2 separate regions of the Homo sapiens genome follow, and region 2 is linked to region 1. The links are chromatin loops, found by intact Hi-C in ENCODE. Cell type or tissue: MCF 10A. All regions are shown on one strand. Region 1 has its middle 50 kb from the start of LINC00159. Region 2 has its middle 54 kb from the start of SCAF4.

Region 1 (2,500 bases):
TGTTGGTATTTGCTTCCTGACTATTTCCCCTGCTGTAAGCTGCATGAAATCAGGGTTTGTGTCTATTTGCCCATCATTATCCCAGCACCTAGCTCACTGTTAGTGCCTAGTAAGCACTCCTAAGTAACTGTTGAGAGAATGACAAAACAGGAAAGCAAGCCTCCATTGTATCAGATTTTGGGAGTTGCAATTTAGCCCTTAGGCAAATCTAACAGAATTCTAGACAGGATGTAGTCTATGTTAGTTTCCTGTGGCTCCCGTGACAAATTACCTCATGCTGTGTGGCTTAAACAAGAGATATTTATTCTCTGACGGTTTTGGAGGCCAGAAATCTGAAGTCAAGGTGTTGTCAGGGCCACACTCCCTACAGGGTCTTTAGGGGATAATCTGTTCCCTGCCTCTCCCAGCTCCTTAGGGGCTGCTGGCTTCCCTTGGGTTGTGGCCGCATCACTCCAATCTCTACCTCCATCTTCAAATCACCTTTTCCTCTTATTTTGTGTCAAATCTCCCTCCCTGTATAAGTGCCTTGTAAGGACATTGTGTTGCATTCAGGACCCACCCAGATAACCCAGGATGATTTCCTCATTAAAATCTTTAACTTAATTACATCTGCAAAGACCTTTTATCCAAATAAGGCCATATCCACAAGTTCTAGGGATTAGGATGTGGGCATATCTCTGGGGGGCCATTTCTCCCCACCACGGGATTGTAAGACTAGACTTGGTCCAATAGGAGCTGTTTGGGGAAACTCAGGATGAGAACCTCTGCAAAACAGGAGAGAATGGATTGCAGTTAGGCTGTGAGTAATCACGGAGGAGAAACAACCCAGTGATGCTTCCCACCGGGGTCAAGGCAGACACCATCATTGTCCCCTTCCTACTCTTGCCTTCTTTGCCCGCAAACAAAGATCATTTCTGCTGGCACAGGGTTTGGATGAGAGCCAGATCTCACCCAACTGTTGAAATTCATGGCTGACGAATCAGTGGAAAACAGCCAGAACCTAGGGCTCGCATCTACTGCACAACGTTGGGAACAATGCTTCATCTCAGTTAGCCTCAGTTTCCCCAATTATAAATCAAAAGAGGGTGATGCGTCATAGTTACTTCTTCCCAAAGGAGCCATTGGAATGGTTTTGTTGTCATTTTTCCTGTGTCTTGGGACAATCGTGCTGATATAAAGCATCATTATATTTACCAAGTATGTTCCTTGCAAGAACTTGTTCTTCTTGCTCTTCTTACAGCTGTGGAGTCTCCATCTGCTTTTCAAAGTAACAAAAATCCTCCCCCAGACCTCTGGATCACCACACACCTGTGTCTCTGCACTTCTCAGGTGCTGCCCTCCTCCGATTTTCCCTTTTACTGCACCAGAGGCCACCAGCTATTTTAAACCACACTTAGAAACTGGTCCTTTGTGGCAAGTGCTGTAGAGAGTGTCTTTAAAAAGGTATAGGTTTCTAAAAAAAAAAATAAAAAGTACACAAACACGGAGGGTGGGCCAGAAATAAATGCTACTGTATATTTAGAAGCTGAATGCTTTCATTCTTAGATAATGAGTCTAATTCAGTTTCTATAAACCACAGTCGTGCTTCCGTGGTCTCAGTTCCACTGAGCATCTTGTACTTCGAAGCAGCCTTCTGAAATGGCAAGGCTATTTATGAGGGAGCATTGGTGTGAGTTTCTGTTTTTGGCAAAGGGTAAAAATAAGGAATGTTCTTCTGAGTGGGCTGCTCTGAGAATCCAGCTTGGCCGCTTGGTCGGCGCTGGGCACATGTGCACGACATATGTCATTCTTGCCTCTGAATAGAGGGTATGAATCACTCTGCCTGGCTCTACCCAGTGGGGATTTTTAGATCGTGCTTCTTCTCCAACATGCAAAGCAGCGTTTGATTTTCTGAGAGGGAAGTGATGAATATTTTTCTCTGTAAAATATGAACGGTGAATGTAGTCAGTACCCACTGTGAAGGCTTAGAGAAAACAAACTAAAAGATGACCATCAGACAACTTCCCCTCTGCAGGGAGCTTCCAGATTCCTTTCCTGCGGGCTGCGGGAGGCTGGCAGCCTCTTGAGAGGGTGAGGTCATTTCTTCAATCAACAAACGTTTTGGGAAGCCCCCTATGTGCCAGGTACTCCTGCAGGCACTGGGGAAATGCTGGGGTCATGTAGAAACCGGAGCAAGCTGGGGTACATAGTGTGTGCTTGCTTTTAATGAAGTGAGTCACTCCTAGCTCCTTGAAAATCAGAATCCTAGCAGTAAACTGTTTGATGATGATCAAGTTCAAGTCCAGCAGCAGTGTTTGGGCCATTACAAGCACCTCACTCCCTCACGCCCTCTCCAGAGGGCCAGGTTACACTTTGGGAACCCCAAGTCTTTTCTAGAGGGATGAAATGATTCCGGGGAAGTTAGACTGAACTGAATCCAGTACCTGCTGGAACCCCATTTCTCCAGAAATCCTCCAAGTTTGAGCTCGAAGCTACTTAATCCTCTGGGGGTGACTGTGGG
Region 2 (2,500 bases), 350 kb after region 1:
TGTTGTCTGAAATAGAATCCATAAATAGCATGACCACCACACATCCATGACAATGTGACTACAATAGAAGACGTCAGTAAGAAGTCAGATGCGTGCCTTGCATGTAAAATCCCTGTGAACAGGACCACTACCCGTGCATGCTGAACCCAGTGTGCTGCTTTGGCAACTCAGATCCCAGGGGCAGCGCTGTCATTGGTGAGGCAATTTTCAGAAATGGTAAGCAACTCTTGGGGAAGTTTCTGCAAAACAGAGGGATAGATTTCAATTTATGTGATAGTTATACAACTGGGAAATTCTGTGTGTATTAAAAGCACAGGAAAATAATGTGTGTTAGATACAAAATAGAGTTCAGGTCTGGCATTAGATTATTATCAACAGGTTTTTCACCTATATACATGACCAACAAGATACTCAAAACTAGCACAGGCTGGGAGAGAAGTTTTCATCATGAGGGAAAACCTCACACCTCACAGGGTGAATAAGCAATCCTGGCTCCCACCTACCATGTGCCAGATGTGTCCCCACTGGCTGTGATTACTAAGAAATGGCCACAGATTTGCACACCCTGGGAGGAGAGCTGCCCTCATTAAGCATCACTGCACAAATATTCTTCTGAAAATAGAATGCCCTGACCCAAACACTATGCTTCAAATGGAGAGTGATGGAAGGAGTGTGACGTAGAACATCTCAGAAATGCCAAGTTGGTTTTATCTCAAGTGCCATTGATCGCTAGAAGCTGACTGAAGTGGTGTGTTGAGAAAGTATCTAGAACTGCCTTTGGACTCAGTGAGGAAGATTGCCATCATCTATCAACCATGCCATCTGTGAGCACAGAGGAGGGAAGTGTGGCCTGCATGCCACCATGTTTGCTGGCCCAGAAGTGTAAACTCTCTTATCCTAGACACCTTTTGCCTATGTCTGCAGCTGAAAATTGAAATCACTTTTTGGCAGGAAAAAAAATGCAATTGACTCATATCAAGCTCCACTTTCCCACATTTGGCAAAACATTTCAGAAGTTAGAGCAAAGAGGAAAACATCGGGTTCAAATATTCAAAACCATACATATTTCACGGAACAAGAGGAACTCTTTGTGATAGAGAAATTAAAAAATAGAACTGCTTAGCAGATATATAAAGATGGTTTCTGTCAGGGAGAGTCTGGAAGAATTCATACACTGGCAGCTCCGAAATTCAAGGACAGAGTAAAGTCTTGCATTGAACCTTTTTCTTCCACAGCCTGCCCCCTGGTGGAGATGTTAATAAGCAGCAGACACACAAGACTGAATTTACCGAAGGAAAGGGGAAAATAAAGCCGCTGCCCCAAGACCTTCTGAAGTAATGGAGAAAAGAAGCTTTGACGATGATGGTGGTAGTGGTGGTGATGATGGTAATGATGATGATGGTGGTGGTGGTGGTGGTGGTAGTGGGGGGTGATGATAGTGGTTAGTACAATTTGGATTTGTGTCCCAACCGAAATCTCATCTTGAATTGTAGTTCCCATAATCCCCATATGTCGTGGGAGGGACCTGGTGGGAGGTAATTGAATCATGGGGGCAGTCACCCCCATGCTGCTGTTCTCGTGATAATGAGTGAATTTTCACGAGATCTGATGGTTTTATAAGGGGCTTTTCCCCCTTTGCTCGGCAATTCTTCCTGCCACCATGTGAAGAAGGATGTGTTTGCTTCCCCTCCACCATGATTGTAAGTTTCCTGAGGCCTCCCCAGCCATGCTGTACTATGAATCGATTAAACCTCTTTCCTTTGTAAATTGCCCAGTCTCGGGTATGTCTTAATTAGCAGCATGAGAATGGACTAATACAGTGGTGGTAGTGGTGGTGGTAGTGGTGGTGGTGGTGGTGGTGGTAGTTGGTGGGTGATAATGGTGGTGGCAGGGATGGTGATGATGATGGTGGTGGTGATGATGGTGGTGGTGGTGGTGATGGTAGTAGTCAGTGATGATGATGGTGGTGGTGGTGATGGTGATGGTGGTGGTGGTGGTGGTGATGGTGATGGTGGTGGTGATGGTGGTGATGGTGGTGGTGGTGATGACAGTGGTGGTGGTGATGGTGATGATGGTGGTGGTGATGGTGGTGGTGGTGGTGGTGGTGATGGTGGTGATGGTGGTGGTGGTGGTGGTGATGATGATGGCGGTGGTGGTGATGGTGGTGATGGTGGTGGTGGTGATGGTGGTGGTGATGGTGGTGGTGATGGTGGTGGTGATGGTGGTGGTGATNNNNNNNNNNGTGTGGTGTTGTTGTTGTGGTGGTGGTGGTGGTGGTGGTGGTGGTGGTGTTGGTGGTGGTGGTGGTGGTGGTGGTGGTGGTGGTGGTGGTGGTGGTGGTGGTGGTGGTGGTGGTGGTGGTGGTGGTGGTGGTGGTGGTGGTGGTGGTGGTGGTGGTGGTGGTGGTGGTGGTGGTGGTGGTTGTGGTGGTGGTGGTGGTGGTGGTGGTGGTGGTGGTGGTGGTGGTGGTGGTGGTGGTGGTGGTGGTGGTGGTGGTGGT

The links. Peaks named below come from ENCODE experiments on the same cell type or tissue, not always from the same donor. Only the 100,000 strongest peaks of a DNase experiment are listed, where the experiment ranks them.
Region 2: it touches region 1 in a loop (5-fold over the local background); 1 of 110 quality-filtered maps calls a loop at or near these places.

What each region holds. Positions count from the first base shown.
Region 1 is chr21:32,135,160-32,137,659 of GRCh38, reverse strand. No RefSeq gene overlaps it. Among named protein-coding and RNA genes, the nearest start is that of LINC00159, 50 kb to the right of the region's middle. RefSeq lists enhancers at 1,367-1,626, 2,177-2,226. In MCF 10A, no CTCF peak of the experiment used is centred here; DNase peaks (open chromatin) are centred at 939 and 1,789.
Region 2 is chr21:31,784,809-31,787,308 of GRCh38, reverse strand. No RefSeq gene overlaps it. Among named protein-coding and RNA genes, the nearest start is that of SCAF4, 54 kb to the right of the region's middle. In MCF 10A, a CTCF peak has its summit at 1,256 (motif pointing left); a DNase peak (open chromatin) is centred at 1,238.